2 separate regions of the Mus musculus genome follow, and region 1 is linked to region 2. Evidence: chromatin loops called from intact Hi-C (ENCODE). Cell type or tissue: left cerebral cortex. All regions are shown on one strand. Each heading gives the region's core, and the rest is flanking DNA. Links, peaks and the distances in the headings are about the cores only.

Evidence for each region. Peaks named below come from ENCODE experiments on the same cell type or tissue, not always from the same donor. Only the 100,000 strongest peaks of a DNase experiment are listed, where the experiment ranks them.
Region 1: a loop joins it to region 2, with 2.4 times the contacts of the local background. A loop is called at or near these places in 2 of 42 quality-filtered maps.

Annotation. Positions count from the first base shown.
Region 1 is chr3:116,155,961-116,165,616 of GRCm38, reverse strand. Gm26544 (a long non-coding RNA gene) reads right to left here. Exons shown (of 6, transcript XR_375975.2): 2 at 5,242-5,294; 3 at 4,821-4,959; 4 at 2,778-2,887; 5 at 2,290-2,347; 6 at 1-1,888. Among named protein-coding and RNA genes, the nearest start is that of Gm26544, 10 kb to the right of the region's middle. In left cerebral cortex, for the core only: no CTCF peak of the experiment used is centred there; DNase peaks (open chromatin) are centred at 1,228, 1,871 and 6,071; H3K27ac peaks cover 224 bases.
Region 2 is chr3:116,224,082-116,233,737 of GRCm38, reverse strand. No RefSeq gene overlaps it. Among named protein-coding and RNA genes, the nearest start is that of Gpr88, 25 kb to the left of the region's middle. In left cerebral cortex, for the core only: no CTCF peak of the experiment used is centred there; a DNase peak (open chromatin) is centred at 4,650.

The DNA.
Region 1 (9,656 bases), core at 1,136-9,135, 68 kb after region 2:
TTTCTTCCCAATGGGAGAGAAAGGAAGTTATTCACTACAAAGCCTGCTTATAAATGATATTAACACACCAGAAACTATGCATGTAGCGCTTATGCATATTTGTGGAGCATACTGAGGATAGAATATTTCAATATTTTGAATTTTTAATACTTAACAGTACTGGTCTTTGCACTTAAACTTTGGGTGTAAATTGTTTGAAGCTAGTTTTATGATCATTTGCCTCATTTTGGCAAACTGGCTGATCACTGGTTAAATTCACCCAATGAAGCTTTGCCTTCCTGGCTGAGGAAGTGTTCCCTCTCCTCACTAAATGTGGGATTAGTCAGCTCTTTATTATCTCCTGTGAATAATAGTCGGATACTGTTCTTATCACATAAACATTTATCCAGAAAGCTCACCAAGACTCTAAGCTGCTAATGAAGGGTTATGTAACAAGAGTATTGAAAATTTCCCTTTTAATAGGATGCCAGCAATTAATTCAATACTGCAGTTCATAGAGCACTGTCCTGGAGGGCTTGGCTGAATTTTTTAAATTTAATTTTGTCTAGTTTTTGAGACTGTCATACATGGACATAAAATATTTTGATATTTACCCCACCCTGCTCAGCTTTTCCTAGAACCCATCCTGTCCTCTTTCAATGTCATGGTCTCCTCTTTTTATTTCTTTCTCCTTTATAACTCACTGAGAACAGTTAGGTCTGGCATATTCAGCAGAGAGGTGGGGCCATCCATTGAGCACAGGCAACCCATAACAGGCTGCATCCCTGAAGAGCCCTGACTCTTCCTCCTCCAGGAGCCCTCGGTTGTCTTAGCTGATTTTTAGTCTCCCTACCTCTATGCCTTACCTTGCAATCTTATTTTTGTTTATATTTTCAAATATAAGCCAAAGCACCTTGCTTTAGTTATGCCTTTGATATTAGGAAAAGGAAAACTAAACAATTAAATCGATCCTGCATTTATGCCCTGCATTTCTCCTATATTTTGATAACTTCCTTCCTATGCTATTTATTGTTTTACATATTTGCCTTTGGTATTTTCTTTAGGTATACTGACATAAGGAAACTCGAACATCTCATAAACTAGTGAGGTGGTAGAATGTGTGGGCAGATACCCTGCATGTGCAGACTTACATGAAAGGAAAGATTTAACTTCCCTTTTAGTTAAAATAAGTACCAAGTGTGCTTCGTTAGCCAGAGAGAGTTCAGGGAACCAGATGATGATGTCCAGGCATTAAAGTCAGCCATGCTTTAGAAAGGAGTGGGAAGAGATGGGCTCCCATTCATTGTAATCTCATAGTGACTCGGGCCCTCTTCACAGTCCTCCCCGTTCCTACTCCCAAGTCAGCCAAATGAACATCTCCTTCAGTAGACATGGATGTTACCTCATGATGCTGCAGTCACATGGTCTCACGTGGAAAGTGTGGGAAGGCATCAGGTGAATCTTTCTGAGTCACTTTTTTTTTTCTTCACGGTACCTTTCTGTTGTTACAACTTTGGTTTAGGCTGTGAGTATCACTGATGGTATTGTCTCTAACCCAGAAAGATGGCACAGAGAAGGCTCGTCTAAGTTGCCCTGTTTCTTTTATAAATCTCTGGGTTAATGTTTGCCTCAAATGACTTCTTTTGCATTCATTTCAAGTTGTCTTCTTGAGAATTTAGTGCTGTGGTCCAATATTTTATTGTTTGGTTAATACAGACCTGTGACACTTCCTTCTCAGATCTAAAATATCCCACTCTCTTGCCTCTGGGCTGTTACATATGTTCTTTTCCCATCTTATTTCACATGTTCACACTCTGTTATCACACATAAAGAAACAGTTAAACTTTACACAGACAAGATCTCAGAAAGTGGAACTCCCACTTGTTCTGTCCTAGAAAGCTTTGGAGAGCTGTGGAAAAGGGAAGGAGAAAAGAGAGGCTTGTGAGACAGCTTGCTGTGCTACAGTAGCCAAGGGAAGAAAGTCCTGTAAGGACAACTGTGCAGAACGATGGAGAGACCCAAAAGGAAGCGCTCCAGAGGCAAGAAAACGAAGCCCTTGAACGACACTATAGGTGAGCATTCGGCAGGCATTATGGATTAACCAATCCCAGAAGTCCATGCAAAGGGAAAACCTGTGAGCTGCTATCAGAGAAAAATATAATTCCTGCATACTGCTTAGCTCAACCAGCAAAGAATACTTGCATTGTTATTGGGGTGCAACCATTAGCTATTTCTTTTACCATAAATTGAGAGATAACTTTACGGACAGAGGATGTTTGAGCATCCGAAGGTATGAGGATGTTAACTTACCACCCATGCAAAACGGCAGCAAGGAAGATGTGTGCTTGATAAATCAAGAATATACATGCTGAAAAGTGAAGTGGAAATACCATAAGCTTTGGCTATAATTCAAAGCACTTGTGTCAGACCAGTATGGTTGGATGGGTCATGGGAGGAAACAACAGAATCAGTGTTGTCTTTCTATGGATGTCTTGAACCTTAGGAATATTATTTAGGGCTATTATTATTTTAGATTATTTTTTGACTTATTTATTTTTTGTTTGCCTTCTCTCTAAGGGTATTGGATTACCTAGAACTGGAGTTATAGACAGTTTTAAGCTGCCATGTAGGTCCTGGGAATTGAACATGGTCCTCTGGAAGAGCAGCTAGTGCTCTTAACCACAGAACCGTCTCTCCAGCCCCAACTTTAGGACATTTCAATAACTGTTATACAAAGATATGGATTTGTTCAATTTTAAAGACCAACTGAACATGCAGTGTGAATACAAAGCACCTACCACATCTGAGGCAAAATGCTCAACTCTCCTCCCAATCATACAACAGAATGGATAAAACAGAGTTCTGACACTCCTGGAACATGTCACTTTGGAGGATGGAAGGGGTGACCCTGGTCCAGGAAGAAACTTAAGTAAGTTTGAATTCAAACCATACAAACCTTAACTTTTGAAGAAAAAAGTGTAAAAGATAACACTGCTGAATTCATAATTCAAACTGAAAGGATGACGACAGCAAGTTACTGTTTGAGCACCTCCCTAACGGTTTACCTCAATAAAGCCACCCTGAGCACGGGATTACACCGAAGCACCAGTTACGATGCCTGTGGCTTACAGTCTGGTCTTGCCTCTTCTTACAAAAGCGACTGTTGGCTTTTGTACCAGATACTGTTATTCTTACAAAAAGGAACATAGGTTCCTGTTCCCTTTTGCCCAATAATTATCTAAGAGGATGCTGCAGAGACAGCCAAGAAGGACAGAAAAATAAGGAAATGAAAACAAAAGGGTCAGAGGCATGGAGGACAGAAAGAAGGACAACAGTACCACAAACGCTCTGTGTGAGGGCTCGGGGGACAGCCAGTCAAGTGTGTTTCTTGCTATTGTTGCATATTTTGCTTGGACATCGTGTCACTTCCTCTGTACTCTCTGTGCAAGAAATATTTGTGAGGAAGGTTAAAATCACTAAGAAGTTGTTTATGTGGCATCTTTCTTGGCAAGAGGCACACAGGCACACACATTTTATGTGCCTCTGGACATTTGAACAGATAGGTAACTTACAGCAAGATGAAGTAGCCATCTATTGTGACCACACATTGGAAGTGGCTGATTACTGTTTTTTAGTGGTATGTGCATGTGTGTGTGTTGGGTGTGTGTGTGTGATGTGCCCGAGTGTGCAAACATTCCACACATATGAAAAACTGTCGTTGTGTGTACAGTGTGTACAGATAGTGCTTTCCTTCCTCTGACATTCAGGTTAATTTTTTCCCCATGCTGAATTAGGCTACTAAGAAATGGAGAGATTAATCTAGGCCTGAAGGAGGAAGGCAACCCCTTAAAAATATCCTATTGCATTTTTGACATTGGCCGGAAAACCTGTGAGATTCAGTCTTCACTAGCATGGAAGCTCAACCCAGAGACTGGTTCATTCAATTAAAATAGATTAGTGTGCCACTCCGTTAAAACAGAAAGGCCAGTAAGATAGCTCAGTGGGTAAGGACACTTGCCACCAAGTTTGACAACTTGAGTTCAAATCTTGGGACTCACATGTTGGAAACAGGAGACCCCTCGTACTTTGTTCTCTGCCGTGTACACACACGTAAAGGATAAAATATTTAAAAATGTAAAATAAATGTGTAAATGAACAAATCCAGTGTTTTCTTCTATTTGTGTACTATCCTAAATTGAAAACATTTGTGGCTGATGCATATTAGACAGACTGAATGACAGCACAGGACACATGACATTCTCCTGGTACCTCTCTATGTGTGCAGGTACAGGTACAAATATACCACACTTATACACATGCACATATGTGCATTCTTACACACACATTACAAAAATAAAAAATAAAAGTTAGAAAGCAGTTTTGAGCAATTCTGCTCCCTGCTTGGAGTAGGACTTCTGAAGCAGGATGTGTCTCCCTAGCTTCTGGGAAGAGAGCAAGAGAGGAAAGCACTTAGATAGAGAAGCCCCCACAACCACAGACCCACACCCGAGAGTGCAGGTGGCCTGGAGATGTCAATCTAGCACACCTGGCTGCTTCTCTCCAAAAGTCCGGTAGACATAGCACCATCTTTCAAGTCTCAGCTCTAGGGCCATCCTTTGGATGCAATCTTTCTGATAGTCTTTGGATTTCTTTCTCTTGTATTTTTCCCTTTCCAAGTCTAGTTGACTGGGGAACTGAAGAGCATAGATTTTCCAGCATTTATGCAGGTCTCTATAGTAGCATTAAGCAGTGTTCCTAGAGTATCATCATTTTCCCATGATCCTAAGAGGGTTTGGAAGGGCTTGGAGCTTACAGCATGCTTGCATGGGAATTGTTCTCACCTAGATTCCGAGATGGGAGAAACAGGCCCATGGGGAGGCCTAAACACATGAGTGGAATGTCTCCCTCAGGCAGGAAATGCATAGTCGTCCTTTCTTCTTCTGGTTCCTCTCCTCCATTTGGTATAACCAGTCATCCTTCCTTAGAAAAGACACGTTAAACGTTTAACAGTGAGTTTAGTCTTGTTGGAGGACTTCACAGGTAGAACAAAGCAAATTCCCCCAGGGTAGGACATTTCTTTGCCATTCAAAGTGTGGCTTAGGGGCTGAATGGTCAGGCCAGTCGGTGTGGTTCTGATTAGGCAAGCAAGAGGGCCTGACTTTGACCCCCAGAACTCAATGGAGAGCAGATCATAGTGACATATGCTTATAAGCCCAGCATGGGGTGGGATGTGGGGGGCAGACAGGTCATTCTGGTACTTACCAGTCAGCCAACCTAGCACAACTGGTAAGCCTGGAGTCTCAGGGAGAGAGATACTGTCTCAGACAATGAAAAAAAATGAAACAAAAAATTAACAAGATTGACAGCTCTGGAAGAAAGACAACTGAGGTTGACATTTGGTGGCCATGTACAGTGGCACACACACACACACACACACACACACACACACACACCACACACACACACACACACACACACACACTATACACCACACACACACAATATATACCATACACATGCACACACCACACACACACACACACACACACACACACACACACCCCCACACACCCCACACACACACATATATCACATAACACACACACACCCCCCCACCCCACACACACCACACACACACACCCCACATACACACATATCACATATCACACACACACACACCACATATCACACACACACACATAACACACCACACATATACACCACATATATACACACACACACACACACACCACATACCACACACACACACACCACATACCACACACATACACACACACACACACCACACATATATACACACACACCACACAGTGGCAAGTAGCAGTGATAATAATAATATAATGCGGCTTATGTATCCAGCTAACCTGAATGTTATTAGTTTGAAAGTGGTATAGACAAAATAGTTCATTTGAGAACATTTTTGTTTTGCACATTTGAAGAGTCTCATGGCCTGCTGCTTCTGCTATTGTTTAATTATCAGCATCCAGGTATCAGGCCAGAAAATGTGGATCAGTCCGCCCTCGTGTGTGAAGGTTGATGCAATTGGTTATGTAACTTTGAGATGCCCCAGTTTTATTTCACCAGACTCTCGTTATGAAACAACCGTGCCACTGAGGAAGGATAGCAAAGTGATAGCTGTCAATAAAAGTAGTGGATTCCACCACTGGCCTTGGCCTCAGTGGATTATTAAACACTTGCCCAGTCTGCTTAAAGAAGAGGATGCTTGACTTCTCAGCCTGGGCACCACCACCACCACCACCACAACCACCACCACCACCACCATCACCACCACCACCACCATCACCACCACCACCACCACCACCACCACCACCACCACCATCACCACCACCACCATCACCACCACCACCATCACCATCACCACCACCACCATCACCACCACCACCACCATCACCACCACCACCACCACCACCACCACCACCACCATCACCACCACCACCACCACCACCACCACCACCACCACCACCATCACCACCACCACCACCACCACCACCACCACCATCACCACCACCACCATCACCACCACCACCACCATCACCACCACCACCACCATCACCACCACCACCATCATCATCATCACCACCACCATCACTGTTTTGGTAGCAGTGGTCAGACACTAATTCTGCAGCTAAGTACCCTAGATATAAGGGCAAATCCCTAAGATTTTGCTACTTCCTTCCTTCCTCACAGCACACTCATTTAGCTATCACATACTGTCAATCTTTTCCTGTTGCTGGTATGGCTTACCCTGACGAGAGTAACCTAAGGGAGAAAGAGTTTATTCTCGCTCACATTTCAAGGCTATAGTTTTCCAGCAGGGGGAAAGCTGAAGGGGCAGGAACTTGAAGCGACTGGCCATATCTTATCTACAACCAGGAAGTAGAGAGCAATGACCCAACCCTGCCGCGCTGCCTGCCCTCGTTCTCCATTTTATACCGCCCGGGATCCCACACTCAGGGACTAGTTCCACCCATAACTAAGATGGGTCTTTCCACCTCAGCAAACGTATTCATGATAACCCCTCACAGAATCTAGATGGTCCCCCACTAGAGTGCCTGGAGGCTTGTTTCCTTGGTGATTCTGCATGGACTCCTCTCACTGGCGTCCGTGCCTGACGGCACATGCGCAGGCAACAACATTAATGGAGCGCAGGCCACTGTCCTCGGAGTTTTAGAAACTTAAACACACCTCTCCCCAGAGTAACTAAAGCCTTCGCACCATGTTTTACGTGCCGAGCCCTAACTACGCAAAGGTGTACAGCACATATCCTTTGCATTCACGACCACGACCTCATAGCAAGCAAAAGCTAACAGTGCCCACCTTTATCCTCCCGTGATCCCCAGCTACTGCGTTTTCATGTGTGAGAAGTCCAAGGTTAAAAGTACACCGTGTGAGACTTTATCCTTCTCGAGTCTTACCTCCTACCTAAAGTCTAAGACTGAAGGTGAACGTGAGTGTTGAGATGCCCTAGTTTCCTTCTGCCTAACGACCACTACGAGACATCACTCTCATAAGTTATAGAAGCTCCCAATTTCTATCTGCCTTTCCACTGGTTTTGAATTAATTACTTCTGGTCTGGTTGCTTGGTTCAGTGGGAAAAGATTTTAATTTCTTCTTTGCCAAAAGCCCTCCTACGTCGATGCTTTCCCCCTCCCCTCACTGACAGAGTAGCCACAAAATTTCCTTCCTCCACAACCCTCCTCCAGTGAATGCTGAGATCTAGAATCTATAGCCGGCACGTGAAGAACGATTGTCTACGCCTCCCTCCCGGAGTCCTGGGAGTCAGGAGCCTCTGCTCTAAGAGCTCGCAAGCTCAGGCAGGACCCTCAGCTGCTTTCACTGAAAGCTCCTGTGTGGGCGTGGTTCACTAAACCTGTCACTCAGCAAGGATAGATGCCTCCAAAGCTTTCCACTCACCCTGAAGTGGCCACCATTAGAAGCATATCTATAACCAGAACTGAAAAATCCGGCAGAAGGCTAGGGGGGCTTTCCCAAGAAGAAACCTCTGAAGTGTGGGTGTCAGAGGAGAGTTGTAGCGGCTTCGTCACATTTGAAGTCAAGCCTTGCCTTTGCTAGCACCGAGAGAAGGCACTTGGCTGGTGCCTTGTGTGTTTGTGTGTGTGTGTGTGTGTGTGTGTGTGTGTGTGTGTAGTGTGTGTGTGTGTGTGTGTGTGTAAGTGTGCATATGTGTATATGACCATCTGGTGATCAGAGGTAAAGGTTGGATATCTTCTGCGATTGGTGTCTACATTACTTTTAAAATAATATTTCTATTTTCTCTTTGAGAATTTCACTCTTATGGTATATTTTGCTCGCATTAATTCCCCTTCCCCAGCTCCTCCTAGACTGCCCTCTCCTCCTCACCCAGCTTCATGTTTCATTGTCTTTTTTTTTTAATTTTAAAATTTTTTTAATTTATTTTTTTATTACATATTTTCCTCAATTACATTTCCAATGCTATCCCAAAAGTCCCCCCTACCCTCACCCCCATTCCCCTACCCACTCATTCCCATTTTTTTTGGCCCTGGCGTTCCCCTGTACTGGGGCATATACAGTTTGTGTGTCCAATGGGCCTCTCTTTCCAGTGATGGCCGACTAGGCCATCTTTTGATACAAATGCAGCTAGAGACAAGAGCTCCGGGGTACTGGTTAGTTCATAATGTTGTTCCACCTATAGGGTTGCAGATCCCTTTAGCTCCTTGGGTACTTTCTCTAGCTCCTCCATTGGGAGCCCTGTGATCCATCCAATAGCTGACTGTGAGCATCCACTTCTGTGTTTGCTAGGCCTCGGCATAGTCTCACAAGAGACAGCTACATCTGGGTCCTTTTGATAAAATCTTGCTAGTGTATGCAATGGTGTCAGCGTTTGGAAGCTGATTATGGGATGGATCCCTGGATATGGCAGTCTCTAGATGGTCCATCCTTTCGTCTCAGCTCCAAACTTTGTCTCTGTAACTCCTTCCATGGGTGTTTTGTTCCCAATTCTAAGGAGGGGCATAGTGTCCACACTTCAGTCTTCATTCTTCTTGAGTTTCATGTGTTTAGCAAATTGTATCTTATATCTTGGGTATCCTAGGTTTTGGGCTAATATTCACTTATCAGTGAGTACATATTGTGTGAGTTCCTTTGTGAATGTGTTACCTCACTCAGGATGATGCCCTCCAGGTCCATCCATTTGAGACCTAATTTGTCAATGGATTTGGAGTTTACCGATTCAGCTAGGCTGACTGGCCAGCAAGCCAGGGGTTCTTCTGTCATCGACTCTTCAGTTTTGCGACCACAGGTGCTAACCTCAGCCCTAAGGCTTTATTTAGATGCCCCAGGAGTTTTATGTAGGTGCTGGGGTTTGAACTCAAGTCTTCATATTTGCGTGCTGAGCACTTCATAGGCTGAGCACTTCTCCCCAGACTGCCTTATGCATTTTTTTTTGAAAAAAGGTTTGTTTATTTGCTCTGTATACTACAGTGTACTGTCTGTACGTATGCTTGCACATCCAAAGAGGGTACCAGTTCTCACTATAGCTGGTTATGAGCCCCATGCGGTTGCTGGGATTTGAACTTGGGACCTCCGGAAGAGCAGCCAGTGCTCTTAACTGCTGAGCCGGATCTCCAGCCCCACCTTTCACATGTTTAAAGCAA
Region 2 (9,656 bases), core at 1,050-9,049:
TAGCTAAGTCCCATCTCCAATGTTTCTAGACCATCCTGAAATAGTGTCACCAGCTGGGAACTAAATGTTCAGTCAGTGGAGAGACTTCATATTTAAACCCTAACAACTGACTTTCTTATTTCAGTTTTATCCTGCATTTGTTTTGAAGATGTATGTTTTCAGTGGCCTTCCTCATTTCCATTATACTCCTTGTATTTTACATTATTTATGAATGGCTCTTTTTCTTCTTCTATTTCCTTTTTGAAATTTTGACAATTTCTGTTTTATATGCTTGTATTTTGCTTATAGCTCAACTGAAATCCCATGGTTTTGCTTTGTAGTTTTATCCTCTGACTTATAGCTACTTTATAAAAATATTAAAAGTTAGATTACAACACCAGGTTATATGTATTTTTTCCAGTTTTATGGTGGTATTTCCCAAGTGGCTTTGAATTTCTGTAGGAATATTGTATTGCTGATTTTTACTGGTTTTCTTGATATATGGTAGATGCATTATTTTCTTATAATACAACGAATTCAGTTTACCTGGATTGGTTCAGGAAGCTCCCGTGCATTATAGAAAGAGTGAGGGTACCTATCCAGCTGGACTGCTCAAAGATTCCTGGTTTCCTTTCTGCAACAGACCCATGCCTCTGGTCACTCTCTGCTTCCAACTTAGTTTTTATGCTCAAGCACAAGATTTCCCAACTTTTATAGAACGCTGTTTCCAGAGAACAAGTCTGTCTACCCAGGAGTTACAGTTGGACTCCAGTATGTCCCCACTGGCTCACGATTTGAATACTTGGTCCCCAGATGGTAGTGCTACTTTGGGAGGGAGGATATGAAAACTCTCGCAAGCTGAGCGGCAGGATGTAGGTCATTGAGGGTGGATCCTTGGGGGTGTATTATTTCTGGCTGCGATTTGCTGATTCTCTACTTCCCAGTCAACCATGAACTGAACTCTCTTTCTCCCAGTATGTCACTGCTGCCTTGATATCCTGCCCAAGTACATGGCTTGAGTGACCATGATAAGTTGAACCCTTACAAAACACTGAGCGAGATAGTTTACCTTGCATTGTAAATAATGCACACAGCAGAGTGTGAGAAAGGGCAAGAAATGTGGGTAAGGTCTTGCAGGTAAAGACGTAAAAGGTCTTCAGTAGATAAGATTTGTATGTTGTTTTTGTTAGATATCGGGATCACAGCAATGTAAAAATAATTAATATATCAGGTGATGCATTCACTCTTGGGAATATTTTGCTCATGGTTTCATGGTCTCTCTTCTGTGAGTTCCTGCAGCACTTTACAGGTCGTATTGTTTCCCCCAATTCATATCCTAATTTGTCTCTTTCAGGTCACTGGACTGGGCATATTTCCTGCAGATGTTTTAGGTCTTTTACTGTGATACTTCAGCCGTTTTCCTTGCCTTTCTCACATTTTGTCAAGCATTATTTACAGTGTGATGTTTGTCATTTCTCTTTGTCTCTTAACTTCACTTTTAGGGTCCCCCTCCCATTCTTCTTATTGCTTATAATATTTTTTTCAAAAGAAAATACACAAAAGCAAAAAGGCGCATACCTGAACTGCCTCAGTGTTCCTGAGGGAACTCCAGGGGTGAGACGATGGTACTGGAAAGAAGACATAAGCAAGCAGGACTGTATCCACACATTCTCAGCAAAGGTTCCTCATTTCTGTTAGTTTACATGACAATGAAGCTTGATGAGAGCTTATTTGGGGGCTTAACTTCGGCAGGCAACAGGGTGATAGGAAGTCAGTTAGTCAAAGAAATAGATGGGAATCAGAGGGGTTTGTTAGGATCGTAAAGTTAATTTTTCCACTGCCCCAGTTTCTGAGCATGGAAACATCATGGTAGGAAGCAAATGTTTCCAGGTGCACTTGGAACTGGGGTGAATTATTTGAGGCTGCTTATATTTGCAAAATTTCTAGATGTGTTTCTTAAGTGACGAGACTTTTCAAGATTATTTCTCTACTGTATTAATCTTATACCTGCTTGGAAGAAGAAGTGTGCCCACTTCACTTAAGTGTAAATTTCGGGTAGCAGCAGGAAGGAGATTTACTGTATGGAAAACGTAGATCCTACTTTAATTGAAGTTCTTGTTCCAAGTCAAGAATGCACACTCTCCTCTCCACAGCATTCACTATTTTTCCGGTATAATGAGTCTAAAATAAAAGTCCTTGAAGAGTTAAGTATACAGTGCACATGTGTGAGAATAACAAAACTCCAAAATAAGAGCAGGGAGGTCACGTGGGAGCTTTTGTTCAGGACTCTGGTCAGAGCACCAAGCAAGCCACTCAGGATTGCTGGGGAGAATACCAAGCGATACGATACAGCCTTTGGGACTATGGTCTAGTGGCTTCATATAAAACCAAACAACCCACAAATGATGTGTCTTGGTATGTGTTGACTCAAGAAGTTTGAATTCTTATGTCCACACACACAAACTTGTATGTAAAAACAGCTATATTCACAAGTGCCTCAAATCTCCAACAACCAAGGTGCCCTTCTTTATGTGCCTGGATAATCTACGCTGCACACAAGTAATGGAATATTTAAGGGTAAAAATAGAAATGAACTATTAAGCCTGGAAAGACAGAAGAATTTTAAAAGCATTTTGCTAAGACAAAGGAGGCCATCAACAAAGATCACACACTATAGGAGTCCAACTATAGAATATTCTAGAAAACGCAAAACTACAAAGACAGTAAAAAGCACAGTGCTTGCTTGAGGGAAGGATATATGAATGGATTGAATACTTGAGCTTCAGAGGACAGTGAAAGTATCTTATACAATAAAGTAAACTGGACAGAAATTAATATGTGTTCACTAACATCTGCACAATGTACAAAAATCATTTAGTAGCCTTTTAAGCTATGACCTGGTTAATAGCAATATGCCAATATGGGCTCATCAATTAAAGCAAGCTCACCACACTAGTGGGATGTGGTGGGGACTGTTTGAAATTTGTTCCACAACTGCTCACAAAATAAATATTTTCTTTAAAAAACTGTTCTAAATTTCAGTTCTGTCTTAGAAGCTTCGGTAAAGAGACTCTAGTGAGGAAAGGAATCTTTATACTAATGTCTCTTATTACAGAAGTGGTCAGGGGTGGGCAATGTAAAGGAGAAACAACATCCCCCAAACTTCTTCTGGTCCTGAGACAGAAAGGTGCTGTACTTATCTGAGCACAGGAGGGAGTCTCTGGAATTACACCCGAGGGCCCAGGGCCAGGAATTAAATAGAGAGGAATCTTTGTAAGAAAGGAAGAGAGACGTTTGGGAAAGGGAGTCCACAGAGAAGGAGATTCTGGTCTGCATGTGGAGAGATGTGAGAGGTAAGAAGGTAGCTGGGTGCTCAATGTGGCATGGATTGAGCACAAATGGGGGCAATGCATGAATCTCCCTGGAGAGGAGAAATAGAATGTATTTCCTGGGTGGATTGGAGGCAGTGGGGGAGGTACCAGGAGGGATCAGGCAGGAGGGAGTGGGTAGAGGGAGAGAGTGCTGGGATAAATGCCTGGAATTGGGGAACATTTGGGTGGGGGGAGATGAGGAAACCTAGCACAATGGAAACTCCCTGGAATCTATGAGGGCTGTCCCTGCCAAAGGTTCCCAGTCATGGTAGATATGGAGCCTGAACCTGTCATCTTCTGTAACCAGGCAAGGTGTCCAGTGGTGGGACTGGGACATCAACCTAGTCATAAAACCTTTGAACTAAAATCTGTTCCGCCTGAAATAAGTGCTGGGGTAATGGAGGCACAGAACTTGTGGGAGTGGCCATCCAATGACTTGTCTAACTCAAGACCCGTGCCATGAGAAGGAGTTTATGCCTGGCACTGGCTGGCTGGCCAAGAACTAGAAATTGGATAGGTCAGAGACTCAGGATAGAGCCAAACATAACTGGCAAAAAAAGTCAATGAAATGATTCCCACTGTTGTTCTGCTATATTCAAAGACTGGATTAGCCCATTTGTTATCAGAGAGGGTCATCCAGCAGTGGATGGAAGCAAATGCAGAGACCCATGGCCAAGCATTAGTTCAGGAAGCCCCATGGGAGAAGGGGAGGAAGAATTGTAGGAGAGTGGTCCAGGACACCACAATAACGCTCAGAGAATCACCTAAGAAGGACTCATCTAGATTCATAGATACTGACGTGGTAACCATGGAGCCTGCATGGGTCTATGCTGGGTCCTCTGTGTATAAGTTATGGTTGTGTTGCTTTGTGTTCTTATCGGCTCCTAGCAGTGAGAGTGGTGGCAGTCTGCAACTCTTTTACCTACACTTGGGACCTTTCTCCTCCTACTGGGCTGGCTTGTCCAGCTTTGATAAGAGGGTTTGTGTCTGGTCTTATTGTAATTTGTTATGCCGTGCAGGGGTGATATATTTGAGAGGTCTGATCCTTTCTGAAGGGAAATGGGGAAGGAGTGGATCTGGGGTAGGGGGAGATGCTGTGGAGTTGTTGGGGGGCCTGAAGGGAGGGAGGGAAAACTGGTCAGGGTGTATATGTGAAAGTTGCGGGGGGTGGGGTGGGGGGAAGAAACGGAAGTTCAGAATTGTTATGAAGCTAGTCAGTGCAAAAGCAGATTTAACCATTGTCACATCTGTGCTCTCAACACTGAGAAGAGTGCCAGCGGAAGATTGGCCAAGTCTCTCTCAGTTCATCTTCAAAACGGTCCATTTGCATAGGCTGTCTTTTTTATCAAAGCAACTCAAGGCCTCATGGGGCTTCCAATAGACCCAAGCTGGGAATGAATAAAATCCAGAGCTCTGAACTGCAGATGAACTTCGCATATTTTTAGCAGGCCCTTTCTATATTTGGTGGGGCCTGCTTCTGTTTTTCATTAAGACTAGAATTTCAATTACATTTAAAAAAAATCCAAGACGCATTATCAGCACGTGTAGCGATTGCAGCACCTTGGAGCATGAAAGGACTGTAAGTCCCAGGGTAACCTGACCCTTCCTAGCCAAACCTTGTGTCAAAAACCAAAACCAAAAGCCGAAGTAAATTTGATTTAAAAAATGTATTAGTATAATCCTCCCTGCTCCCCAGTTCCTGCTTTTTGTATCATCACCTGTCCTGGTAGAGAACATGGGCTCTTTGCTTAGGGACATGTGCTGTTAGACACAGCACTGGCAGCGATATGCTAACTCACACCCCTCTCTCTAAAACCTGCCAACATCATCCACTTTAACATGGCAGTATAAATGCAGGTTCTGGTTGGAGGAGGATAATGCATTAAGTGACAGCTTGTCATTTTCTCATCTCTTTTGCTTTAGTGTGTGCAAGTACATTATTTGAGCCATCAGTAGGACTCACCCGATCCAGCCCTTTGAAGAGGAATCACAGTTTATTTCTCTTTCCCCCAATTTAAGACTCTGTACCTTTTTAGTGAGACATGTAATGTTTTCACTGTGCTGTTTATCACTGACTCTGTTTTGCTTACTGTCTAGGCTGCAAAGTGTCTCTATCAGACTCTACTTTAGGCAGAGAAGATATGTGCATTTTACTTGCATATACAAATAGACATTAGCTTGTGGTGTTGAGGGACACAGAGTTTAGTAGGATTCTTTGTGTGGAGAAAAAGCACTGTTCTGGAAGTTGTTAGACACACACACAGACACACACACATGTACACACACATGTACACACACACACAGACATGCACATGTATGCATGTACACACAGATACGCATGAGTGGTCACACGCACACACATACACACACACACAAATTCTCTCTCTCTCTCTCTCTCTCTCTCTCTCTCACACACACACACACACACACACACACACACACACACACACACTTACTATACCAGATCTTGTATCATCTAACAACACTCATATCCTTGAATACAAAAAGAAATACTTAGGGTTATGTTTTTAAGACTTATTTTACTTTTAATTATGTGTATGTGAATGCATACATGTGTGTGTGTGTGTGTGTGTTTGCATACACACATAAATTCGACTATCCATGGGGACCAGAGGTTGCAGAATCTCTGGAGCTGGAGGTACAGGCTGTTGTGAGCCACCTGGCTTGAATGCTGGGAATTGAATTCAGGTACTTTGAAATAACAATACAAGCTCTTAGCCTATGAGCCATCTCTCCTGCGCCTGGTTTTAACAATCGCCTGTGGGCCTGCATTACGTCATTCTTGAAAAAAAAAAAGCTGCAATTTTTCCCCATGTAAATGAAAGCTAAATTTAATTTTTTTTTTTTAAGGGAAAACATTTGGTTTTGATATTTTTACATGACTAATCCATTGCAGTGGATACTATCAAGTATATTTTTGGAATAAAAAAACCCAATTATTTATCTAGACAAAGTATAAAATGTTTTCACAGAACTGCATCGCTTTCACAAATACGTTGCATCAGCCATTGCTTGGAGCAATCCTATCATACAGGAATGTTTGTGTTTTACATTGTAATTTCTGAAACACACAATTTTTTTTTTTTTTTACTCCCAGGAAAACTGGTCAACCATAGCGGTTATAAGTGTAGGATATGTGTATTTAGATAAATACACATAATCTAATGAAAGAAAACTGCCCACTGTAACTAAAGGTCAGAAACAGGAACTGAAGAGATGGCTCAACGGGTAAGAGCACTTGTTTTCAAGAATCAGGAACTGAGTTCAAACCCCTGGCACCCACGGAAGGAATAAAGACATGGCCATTAGAGAAAGTGTTCAGAAGGACGCAATCACACTCTAAGCATGACATGCAGCGCTGAGACAGATGCAGATACTCACAGCCAACCATTTGGACTGAGGTCGAGGACCCCTATGGAAGAGTTGGGGGAAGGACTGAAGGAGCTGAAGGGAATGGCAACCCCATAGGAAGACCAACAGTATCAACTAACTAGGACCCCTCAGAGCTTCCATAGACTAAGCCACCAACCAAAGAGCATACAAGGGCTGGTCTGTGGCCCCAGGCACATATGTAGCCGAGGACTGCCTTGTATGGCCTCAGTGGGAGAGGATGTGCCTAATACTGTAGAGTTTGATGCCCCAGGAAAGGGGGATGTGGTAAGGTGGGATGGGGGTGGTGATGGTGTTTGAGGTAGGTGTAGGTGGGTGTGTGAGGAGGAGGGTGGGCCAGTGGGGGAGCTCCCTCTCAGAGACAAAGGGGAGGGGGAGGGAGTGAAGAACTCTTGGAGGAGGGACTGGGAATAGGAGCAACATGTGAAATGCAAATAAATAAAATAATCTTTAAAAACAAGAAAGAAAAGAAACAAAAAGCATAGTCATTAGGAAGGAAAGGGCAAAACTCTGTCTGTGATATGGCAGTAAACAGAGAAAATAACAAAGATTTGACAAAACAAAACCTGAAACTAATTTGTGGTTATGGTGAGGCTGCAGTCTACAAGATTAATAGAAAAAGGAAATTGCTTTTCTTTATAAATTATCAAGGAAAGACATTTTTAATCAAAATACAATACTCCTGCGTTAGCATCCCCAAATGTGTGGGCACAAATCTGATAGTATGTTCGAGATACATATGAGAAAAATCATAAAGTTCTGATGAAAGAAATTAATGAAGTTCTAAATAAATGAAGAGATACTCCACATTTGTGGAGAGAAAATGCCCTATCCAGTTGTCAGGGGCTCCTGACCACATTGGTAGCTTCAACACACTTCCAATCAGAATCGCAGCGCCCTGGAGGACATTGATGACCTGGTGCTCTGTTTATATGGTAGAGCCATGTGCACGTGCGTGTCTCTCTGTGTGTTTTGTGTATGTATATGTGCATATATATTTGTGTGCATGCGCATGTATGTGTGTGCACATGCACACATGTGGATTATGCATGTGCCTGTATGTATATATGTGTGTGTGTGTGTGTAACATGTGTATGTGTGTATTGCATTTTAGTATGTGTGTATAAGCATGTATATGTATGTGAGAGTGTGTGTGTGCACACACACTAGTGCCATTAAGTAAGGTGAAGCTGGAGAACATTAACACTACACAAGATTTTGTGTGAAGGTGCAGTAATCATGACAGTGTGAACAAGGAAGGAAGATTGGCAGATGAGGATAAGAACTCCACGAAGTCCACAGGTTGTTGACAAACAGTTAGCTTTGATTGAGGAAAGGATGAGTATTTTTTTTTAAACAAATGGACACACACACACACACACTTAAAAAACCCCACAATGTAATGTGTATAGAGCTATAGTCATGATAACTCAAACGGGAGGAAGAAGATGATCGTCAATAGGCAAATAAGCTACAGTGCTGTCATGCAATGGTATGCTATCCATGGAGAAAGAACTAGCTGTTGGGCCATGAAAAATATGGGTGATGCTTAAATGTATATGGTTAAATGAAAAAAAAGTTTGAAAACACTACAAACTGTATGACTCTAGTTATAGAACACGGCACAGTTTATGGAGGCAGTAAAAAGACTGATAATGTCAGGATTTAGGGGGTGGGGGAAAAAGAGTAAGGAATAAATAGAAAAAGCATGGGAAATTTCAGGAAAATTAAATTCTGTTTGGTAGGATACTGTAATAGTGGATACATATGTCTCATGTGTTCCAATCCATAGAACTTCAAAATGTAAATGCGAACCATAGTGTAAACCATGGGCTTTAGTTGATAATGATGAATGGGTATCAGGTCGCAGGTGACCAGGGATGGAGAGGGTAACAGACACTTGGCTAGCTCTTACACTGAGGACATAGGTCCATTCAGTGTAAAGAACTGTGCTGCTCAGCCAAAATGCCTGACAAAACACACATGACAGGAAAGCTTTTGGCTCATGGTTTCTGATGCATTACGCCACGGCAAGATGGTTCCAATTGCTTTTATTTTTTATTTTATTTTATTTTTTATTAATCATTTTATTCATTTATATTTCAAATGATATCCCCTCTTCCCATTTACCCCTCAACAATTCCCCCATCCTATCCCCCCTCTGCCCCTCCCTTTTGCCTCTATGAGGGTGCTCCTCCACCTACCCACCCACTCCTGCCTCATGGCTCTAGCATCCCCTATGCTGGGGCATCAAGCATCTCTCCCCTCCCCTCTTATTGATGTCAGATAAGGCCATCCTCTGCTACATAGGTATCTGGAGCCGTGGATTACTCCACGTATACTCTTTGGTTGGTGGTTTAGTCTTTGGGAGCTCTGGTACAGTTAGTTGATATTGTGCTTCCTATGGGGTTGCAATCTCCTTCAGTTCTTCCCCTAGCTCTTCCACTGGGGTCCCCGGGCTCAGTCTGATAGTTGACTGTGAATATCTGCATCTGTATTGGTCAGGTGCTGGTAGAACTGGTTCCCTGAGAGGTTCTACCAGCACCTGTCCACTTGCTTTTAAAATGGTGGAGGTGAAGATATGGCAGCAGGAGTGGGTGGTGGAGGAAGAGGCTTGCCTCATGCCATTCAGTAAGTAAAAGTGGAAGGAGGAGATCTGGGCAAGAGATAACCTGTAGAAGCATGCCCCGAATGGCCCCTTTCTTTACACTACATCCTGTCTCTTAAGTTTTCATCTCCCCTCAAAACCTATAAAGTCATGGACCCATCAGTGGACTGATCCGATGATGAGGCTAAAGTTGCCATGGTCCAATCACTCCAATTTCAGCTCCACCCCTGAACATTGCTACATTGAGGACCTACCTTTTGAAGTATGAGCCTTCAGTGGATGTTTCA